Linked DNA regions of Mus musculus: region 2 is linked to region 1. The links are chromatin contacts, found by POLR2A ChIA-PET in ENCODE. All regions are on one chromosome and are shown on one strand. Each heading gives the region's core, a stretch centred on a gene start or an enhancer-like site at or near the end of the contact. The rest is flanking DNA. Distances are from core to core; before and after follow the strand shown.

Region 1 (4,391 bases), core at 1,099-3,598:
TACCTGAGTCCCCACAAACATGTACAGCTAACATTGATCTCTACCTGCTGTAGCACCACTAACACCTTCCAATAGATTAGCATTGCCATTCAGCAGGCAGAAGTCCTTTGCTCTAACTGGTTAGAGGCAAGAGGAAGCTCTTCAAGAACTGTCTGCTTTGTGGTGGCTTTTGTATCCCTTAGCTTAGGCTACCCTTGAGTTCATGGCAGCACACAGCATTAACAGCAGCCATTTGCACCCTCTAGTGTCATTATCTGTGTAAGCTTAAGGTTATGGGACCCTTAGTCCTACAGTGACAAGTGTTACAGCTCTTCTATAGGGTTAGAGTGTCAGAACCCCACAGCCTCACACTGCACCAGTGTTAACAGTTCCTGCATGTGGTGTGTCTGAGCCCCTTGACTCCCAAGTCCTGACAGCTCTGTGGAACTCTTCAAGCTCTTTACAGCCTTCTCTCCGTCAGCCTTAATTCCTTACTCTCACTCTTTAGCCCCACTGTATGATTTCTGCTCTGGCTGCCTCTCTTGCTATGACCACAGCCGCGGCTATTGTTTGCTACTGCTCCATTTTGCTGTCCTCACTGGTGTTGCAGCTGCTGCCGTCACTCTCTGTTACCACTCACCGCCAGCTCCCACCACCCCCTCTATTACTTCCAAACTTCCCTCGGCCACCCGTGCAGTCCCCGTTACTTGAGCAAAGCAGCCATAGTTGTTGTTTAGCTGCTGTAAAGTGCCCCTGGTTCCCTAAGGGACATAATGAAACCCAGGAGCAGCAACAAAGTGAAACTTTGGCCTACATGGGTGTTGCCAAGAGGTTGGGAGATGAGGTCAAAGATGCGTGTTTGGCTCTTTGGACCATTAGAGCAGAGGCATGTGGTTGTTGTGCTGATATAAAAACACAGCTTTGACCTTAAAGGGAGTGAGGGATAGCTTAGTCTGGAGACAAATATGAGTGACTATGGTTTAAAAACTATGTTCATACGTGGTGACAGTTTTTTTAATAGTAACAAAATCCATAAAGTAAGTATTTTTAAAATACAAGGATGGGTACCAACAGGTAGGTGGGTTAGAACAATGAGGGGAAATTGCTGGAGACATTTTTAGCCTTCATGTTGGTGGAAGCTAATAGTTTGTACATTCCAAAGGATTTAACAAATACTTTGTTTCGGACCTCAGGTAACAAAGTAAGAAATGAAAGACCCACAACGTGAGGACTCCCCCACGTTCTGACTCAGGAGAGGCGACACCCCAAAATCACCCACAAGAAACGGGCCTGTTGCAAAATGCAAGAGGATTTTTATTCAAGAGCGCTCTCGGGCCCACGGTCATACACCACGAAGGGGTAGAGGACCGTGGCGCCCCGAGTAGCTGAGTAAGGGGGTATTTAAAGGAAGAAACCACAACTCAAGGAGGTGGGAAGGGCATTGTTGGAAAATAACAAAAATACCAGTTAAGAGTCACAAGGAAGTGCAAAGTTACAAGAGTCACGAGGAATACCTGGTAATTGTGAGGGTTATTTTTCAAAACAGTTTCTAAGAGCCCCTAACAAAAGCACATTTGTATATGGCAATGGTCAGGGTGACTTTCTTTGAATGAGCACTCTTTGAACCCAGGAAGCGGGTGGGTAGAGGAATGTCGCTATCTGTTTTATGATTAGCATACCTTTACAAAGGCCACATTCCCAAGCCTGGGCCTAAAGGCCTAGAATTCTGTTTTTACTTTGTTATACTTTCAGAACGTCTGTGTTATAGGTTTCTTATGTTTTCTGATGCCAGCTTTATCTTTTGGGTTGGTAGGAGGTTACTTTCTGGCAAGTTAATGTATTCCAGTCAAAGAATTTGGAGTCAGACACAGGTGGGCAATGCATGGCTATAAAGGAGCTAAATAATCGCCCAAGGTAATGCTAGCTTTGGGTCCGCATTCCAATTCTTTACAATCATGAAGTTGTAGTTAGCCAACCAGCTTTGTAGAATCCTTCATATAAGTGTGGCTTTCTGCTGAGTGTATCAGTTACGTCTTGTTTGCTCAAGTAACTTCCTCTCCTCTCAGTATTATTAGCTTTGTCGTGAGAGGTGGAACCTCTGGGGGCAAAATTTCATTTAGGGGGCACGAATCGGATGTACCGCTTGGGAGCTCTTATTTCCAAGCAAGAAAGCAAGCAGAGAAGGGGTTGTACATTCAGTCGTTGAGGACCCCAGGAGGCTGTATCCACTGCGGCCCACACTCTGCTCCTCCCGCGTCCCAGGCTCCGCCAGCGGCTCCGAAGCTACCGCCCAGCAAAAAGGACAAAGGGATGGCCTTCCGGGTCCAGGCTCTAACTCCCGTGAGTCAATGCGCTTCCGGGTCGCGTCATCCCAACGCGCCGAGCGCGCAGCCATGGAGGAGCTGGGTAGAGTGCGGCTAAGCGATCCTGATGCCCTGCTACCTGCAGGCTTCTGGGCCGCCGTGACCGTGTGGCTGGAGAGGCCACAGGTGGCCAACAAGAGGCTGTGCGGCGCCCGCATGGAAGCCCGCGGGAGAACTTTGCGGTCCCACGCCCAGGCGGAGTGTGGACCGCGGCAGGGACAGGGACACGGGCTGGAGAGGGAACCCGGACAGGCTTCTCCTAAAGGAGAGCCAGAGTCGGGACCTAGGGCGAGCCGCGAAGGCACCGCTCCCGCGGCTGACCTGAACTCGCTATGGGACCGAGTCTCCCAAAGCCTCGTCCACGCCAATCCGGAAATGCTGGCCTTCCTCTGTGGCCCCTCGTTGGGTCCTCAGCCTGAAGCCGCGCAGGAGCTCGACCTGATTCTCAGGACTGTCATCCCGAAAGCGAGCCCGCACTCCCCACTCACAGAGCCGAAGAAAGAACTGGTAGTGCAAGGTAGGAGAGTAGTGGGAAGAGCGCAAACAGACTGAAAAGCGTTCGCTTTTTGAGACAGGGCCTTATATGGCCTGGAATTCGCTATGTAGAACAGGCTGGCCTCGAACTCACAGAGATACACCCGCCTCAGCCTTCCAAGTACTGGGATTAAAGGAGCGCCACACCACCCACCACCCAGCTCTGGCCTTGTATTGTCTAAGTGCTAGCTATAATGGTGTGTCCAAAGTGTAGAGCCCTCTCCCCAGTGCTGGACAGCCACTAAGGACTGGAAAGCATTACTCTCCTGTCCATCGCTGCTCAGTTCTACTTCCAAGGGATCCGTTTAGAGCAGTTATGACCTGATAGCCTTGTCTTTCCCCCTCAGATGTCTCCAGTGGGAGTGTCACCTTTTTGCCCTTGGAAGAAGATAATGAGGGGAATTTGGAGGTTAAAACGAGCAACGTGTATCAACTCCATCTCCATCACAACGAAGGAGAATGGTAAGAGCTGGACGCTGCTGTTGCACCACTATGTGATGCCCATCCCGGATGTCCTATCAGCAGTCAACTGGAAGATTCTGGGGTACAGAAGAGCCAAGGTCTTGTGTTGGTTGGCTGATCTCAGATGTATACTATAGTCACCACTCTGCTGGTTCCTGGCGCTGGTACTGGATTGGGGATCACAATGTAGCCAGAGTCCTTGATCTCTATATTCCATATGCCGGTAGGGGTGTACAGCAACTAGCTGGGGTACTCTGTTAGTCAGCTTTCTGTTGCATAATACCCAAGGGAGTCAACTTAAGGATGCTTGAGGGCCAGTGAGATGACTGTGCATAAAGGTGCTCGTTTCAAATCTTACAAGCTGAGTTTGATCCCTAGAGCCCACATGTTCTGTGAGCTGTCCTCTGTCTTTTAAACACACACACACACACACACACACACACACAGATATAGATGTATGTGTATAATTTTAAACGGGTATCATATTTTAGTTTGTGATCATTCCCTCTTTGGTTTTGGGGCCTGTAGTGAGGAACTAGGAGCATAAGGGACCATGGACAAAATCTGCCCTTAAAAGCCCACCGCCAACACAACTCCCTGCTTACTCCAACAAAACCTCACTCACCCTCTAAGTCCCCACCACCGCCAATGTCCCTTAAGCTGAGTGTATCTACGAGTTAGCCTGTTGATGAGGTTGGTCCTGTCATGGTCCAGTCACCTCCCCAAGGTTCCACTTTTAAACTCAGCTGAATTGGGGACTGAGCCTTCAACATAGGAGCCTTTAGGGGACTTTTTATCTAGACCAAATTCACATGAGCTCTATCCGATTATCATACTGCTATTTGTGTATCTTGGTCCAGAGTAGGGGGTGGAATATCCTGTCATAGTTTAGAGTCCCTCTTATAAAGTACAGGTTTGTCATTCAGTGGTAGAACACCTGCCCATTTTGTGCCTTAGCGAGGTCTTGGGTTTGATACCTGCAACAACAACACGCACACACACACACACATGCACATGCACACACACACACACACACATACACATACACACATT
Region 2 (4,986 bases), core at 53-2,552, 150 kb before region 1:
CAAAGAATGAGGGGATAAAGGAGTGAGGACCCTGGTATCAGAGCCAGCCTGAGTTGTGGGGCCCCAGGAATACGCCTCTCTAAGTCTGTTTGATATCAAGCCTTTTGGGGACACCTGGATGATAGTTTCATTGGGTTATCACGAAGCCCTATGGCATGATCTAACCAAAGAGTTAACATCGTGGCAATGACAATTTGAACATACTACAGCCATGTCAGAGGTCAAAACGATGAGAGCTGAATACCTCCTAACTCTGTCTTTTGCAGAGGGGAAACTGAGGCTCAGGACAGTGACAGGTCTTGCCAGAGGGATTTCAATTGAGTCCGACTGGGGTTTGGGTGGCCCTCGGAAAGTCAGAACCATGTGGCCTCTGCTTTTTACAGTCTTTAGGAAGATCCTATTGAAGAGCCCTGGACCAGAAATGTACTTGCCCCTGCTGGTTGGCCCTGGAGTGAGTGCCCTGCATATATTGGGGGAGGCTCTCAGAAAATCCCCCTGGCCATGAGCCAAGAGAGCAGCTTCTGAGACAAACAGGATACTGCTCTGGGCGCACAGTGGGGACAATAGCCGGGAGAGGAAATGCCTCCAGACCCATGTATGGGTGTGGGCTTGCAGGGGCCTCTATTGACACAGCTTCCAGAAAAATAAGGCTGGTGGAAGGTTAGCATCTGGGGGGGCCTGCATTCTCTGGGGAGAAGGAGAGAGAGAGGGAGAGAGGGAGAGAGAGAGGGAGAAAGAGAGAGAGAGAGATCACAATGCACCTATACCTCCAGAACTCCTCACAGATGGAGACAGGCGGGAGGTATCCACAGCACCTAGTGAGTGTGGGAAGCAGAACTGCTCCATCTTTCACGGTGGACACAGCAAGGGCCTAAGAACAGGAGACGGGCCTGAATCTGGGCCACAGGGACATTCTCAGGTCAGGCTACAGCCTGTGGAAAGGTAAAGTGTGTGTCCCCTCCAACCCTCCCAGGCTTGGCTCAAGGTTGTGGTACTTGTGAGCAGAGAAGGAGACTGGACCCTTTCTTCTCCCAGAATGCTCCCTGTTGGTGTCAGTGGGCTCAGATAAGGCCAGCGGCAGAGTGAGAAGCAAAACGTGTGTATTTTGTGTGTGCACATGCAGACATATGTGCTAGGTCTGTGTATATGTCTCTAAGGCCACCCACATGTCTGCATTGCATGTGTATGCACGTGTGCAGAAGGGAAAAGGGAACAGAGAGCTGGGCTGGGTTTAGCAGGGCAAGAGAGCCGGCCTCCCGTGGACTTCCCCAATCTCAGCACCAAGGGTGTCCCCGGCCTTTACCACAGAGCACGGGGCTGGCAGTGGGCAGGCAGGGACAGGGCCTGGCTCTGGTCCACAAGGAGCTAATGATCAACTGGCCACTGGAGTCCTTGCCGCAGCACCTCAGCCTGCCTTGGGTCTCCAGGCCCCTAGGCTCAGGGAGGAAGTGGGGCAGGAAGCAGGGGGCGGTGGCAGTACTGAGCAGTCAGCCGGCTGTGGGCGGACTCTGCCTGTCCAGGCCAGCTGGAGACAGCCCGTAGGCCAGTCAGCAAGGAGCCGAGCCAGTAGTGGCCACCTGGCACCTGCATTCCTGAGCCTGGGAGGAAGCTGTCTGAAGAACTGATCACAGGTAAGGGAGTATGAACAGAGGGTATGGGCTGTGTGAGTGTGCTGTAATCGGGAGAGCCTGGCTTTGCCACAACTGTATCTAAGAATAGTATTCCACCTTCCTCTTTCTTCTGGCTTGCTTCGGGTTGGGGTGAGCTGTTGGAGACTGGCACTCAGCACCCCGGGGCTCTGCTAAACTGGCCGAGATTGCTCAGATGAGACCGACTGCTAATTGTGACTTCGGACCTGGCCTTCACACTGACTCTTTGCAAATGTGTCCTTGAGGTCTCAACCAGATCATGGGAATTGAGTGGCAACATAGAATTCAAAAGCCACTGGGCCCCAAATGATGAACTCTATCTAGCCTTGGTTCATTCCAGGCTGTGACAAGCACGCCTGTACTAGCATGGGTGCTTCATGGCGCCCCCGTGGCTGTGACCTGGCCTTTCTGAGGTCACTCTGGGTTTCTTTATGCTAGCCAATGAAATGCATGGCTTGACTAGAGTCACTGACCACTGTCTCTGGAGACCTCAACAGGCGCAGGCTGCGTCAGGGTTCCAGGGTTCCAGAGCCTCCTTTCGCTCCTTGTCCTCTCTGCCTTCCTCACCCTAGGATGAAGAATAGCCACTTGCAGGTGGGGCAAGAATCCAAGTTAATTGTGTTCAGGTTGAGGGATGAGACTCCCACCACCTGACTTACAGTCCCTGCTGCTATGACCCTGGCTGGCCCAAACCTTGGGTTGTACACCCGTGATAGGGGTGGGATAGGGCTCACCCTCTGGGATGAGGTTAAAGGTCAAGACTGAGGAAGATGCTGTACAGTGCTGCCGCCTTTATATGACACGTTGTTGATTTCATGAAACTTCTTGCGTCAGGCACAGTGCCTGTCTCTTTAGTCCATAGAATCACGTGAAGCCCATTTTCCCTGAGAGAAGCCTTCAGGGTATCACTGTGTTTCATGGCTGCCATAACAAACTACGACACACTTGTTCTCTTAGGGTTTGAAAGCCAGAAGTCAGAGACAAGGGTGCTGCCTCCAGAGTTGCCAAGGCAGGGTCTCTTCCACTTCTTCCAGCCCCTGCTTGTCCCTGAATGGCCCCTGCTTCTGTGTCATATGTCCTCTTCTTCTGTGTGTCTTGTTCTCTGGAGAAACCCCAGGCACCAGGCAGAGACATCACTTTAATCTGGCACAACCACCTAGTCTAATTGGGACCACTCTAATCCAACATCCAACAGGACCGCGCCCTACGGAGGTCAACTTCATCTGAAACCACCTGTTCCCAATCAAGTCCCCACTCTCAAGTTCCTGGTCAGTGTGACTGGAGAATACTGCCACCTCCAGGCAAAGTCTCAATAGCCCTGCAAAAGCAGAGGCTGGGGATGCACCTTGGTGGGTCCCTGGCCAGACCTTTTGGAACACAGGCAGGGCTAACCACAAAGGCTCCTCCTTCCAGCCTACCATACTGTAAGCCAGCAGCATGTTGTCTAGCTGCTCGATCTTCCCAACATCCTACGAGGAGGTGTTTTTGTTCTCATTTTATGGGTGGGTAAACTGAGGCATAGAACATTTCACCCTCCACTGAGATTGGCCCTGGGTCTCCATGTTCCAGCAGTAAACTAGATGTGCGTTGGAGGTCAGAGCCTGGGGTGGCTTACATGGGGACACCTGATGCTTCTGCCACCTGGGCAGAAGACAAAGGCTGAAAAGAAACTCTGCAGGCAGCCGCTTTGGGGTGCTTGAACTCAGCAAATGTACCTTTGAGGCTTCTGGACACTGCCTGGGGCTGGGCTGCTGCTGGAGCCAGCGGCCAAGCAAGCTCGTGGAGGGAGGACCGTGCAAGGAGGAGGGGGCTCTATGCAAGTAAGGCAGTGCCTACTTCCTCCCTGTGGCAGCATTTGGGCTCTCAATGAGCAGGTGGTAAGTTCCCTTAGCGGGGAACTTCCATTTCTCCAGAAACAGGTTAAGTCCAGCCCCAGGTCTTTGTGACCTAAATGCCCCCCACCCTAACCCAGAGATGGTTAGCTTAGCTTCTGTAGAGACACTGGCCAGCCTGCTGGTAGGGAGACCTGGAAGTTGTAAGTGGCAGAGAGAGAGAAGAGTGAGGACGCTGAGGGTGGGGCATGGTGAATTTTTGGGGGGCAGTGATTGGCAACCACAGACCCTACAAACTAGGACCTCACACATCAAGAGACTGGACCAAGTGCTTGGTTGAAGGCCCTGAAGTTATACCAGAGAAAATGAGGTTTTCTGGTTCCTACCACTTGGGTGTGTACCTTCTGGTCCTCACAGACCTGGGCAAGACAGTGGGTCTCTGCAATGGTAGGAACCAGGGTGTTTTGGCAGAACAAGTCAGGGAAGGACAAAAGTCCAGGCTCAAGCAGGACTTGGGCTGGGGTCAGGCTGACAGGGCCAAACTCTGGAAGATCTCAGGCATGACCAGCTGAGATGGTGTCTTAAGATAGGCAGACAGGAGGGCAGACTTGGTACATACTTCTGTCCCTGTGTTGTTGAGAACTGGACCATGCCAGGCCTCTGGTGCCTGAAGTTTTGTTTTGTTGTTGGTTTTATCCCCCTTGGGATTGAGTATTGAAGTGTTCATGTGTCTGCAGGGATGTGGGATCCTCTTGTTGATTTTGGTATGAGATACCTCCTTCCTATCTGCCTATCCCAGATCTTGGCCTTCTGGCACAGTTGTAGAACAAGGATTTGACCACAAACCAACCTATTGGGTTCCATGAAAGGCAGGTGGCCAGGTGAGTGGCTGGCTAGATGGTTCACCGAGGCAACTTCCAGGGACTGGGGCTGCCACTTCTATTAAGCCTTGTCTTCTGGGGACCCAAATCTCTTCTCTATGAGCCTCCCTTCCTTGCCAGCTACCCAGTCACCATTCTGCCACCCCCAGGGTTGGGCAACCCTGTCCTCTCGTCATAGAGCTTGCTGCCTACCCGTGTCACTGCCTGCTGGATGCCTGATTTCCCAATTGCTCACAGCCTGGTACACAGCCCCACACAGAGTAGGGGGTAGCAGTGTTTGTTGCAACAACAGAGGGCTTCAGAATGGGGTCCCACAACCCCTGTTCTGCAGAAGAGGAGATGCCCTGAGTTAGGCCAGGCAAGTCCTCATGATATCAGCAGCACCCATGGAGGCTTGCACCAACCCCCTCCCATTCCTGATTCATCCATCTAGGGTTCTGTCACTCTGCACCAAATCCCTGCTGGAGTCCCTGTGGGCAGCTCCCAAAGAAAGTCCTTCCCTAAGATGGCCAGCCTCCTGAAAGCATCAGGGCATGGCAGGCTGGAGGCTTGGTAGCAGTTAGTGGCACATGTGAACACTGGGTTTCTGGGTCTGTATCTGGTCACCCTCTTCCTCAGTGTGTA

The links. ChIA-PET counts read pairs that join two places held with the same protein, here RNA polymerase II (POLR2A).
Region 2: POLR2A ChIA-PET joins it to region 1 with 12 read pairs in Patski. The contact joins the promoter of Sh3tc1 here to the promoter of Trmt44 in region 1. POLR2A ChIA-PET finds 5 or more read pairs at or near these places in 3 of 5 experiments (Patski and embryonic stem cell).

Annotation. Positions count from the first base shown.
Region 1 is chr5:35,573,027-35,577,417 of GRCm38, reverse strand. Trmt44 (tRNA methyltransferase 44) reads left to right here and starts at 2,348. Exons shown (of 11, transcript NM_030208.3): 1 at 2,348-2,859; 2 at 3,224-3,338. The coding sequence starts at 2,373.
Region 2 is chr5:35,725,592-35,730,577 of GRCm38, reverse strand. It overlaps Sh3tc1 (SH3 domain and tetratricopeptide repeats 1), which reads left to right and starts at 1,302. Exons shown (of 18, transcript NM_194344.2): 1 at 1,302-1,631.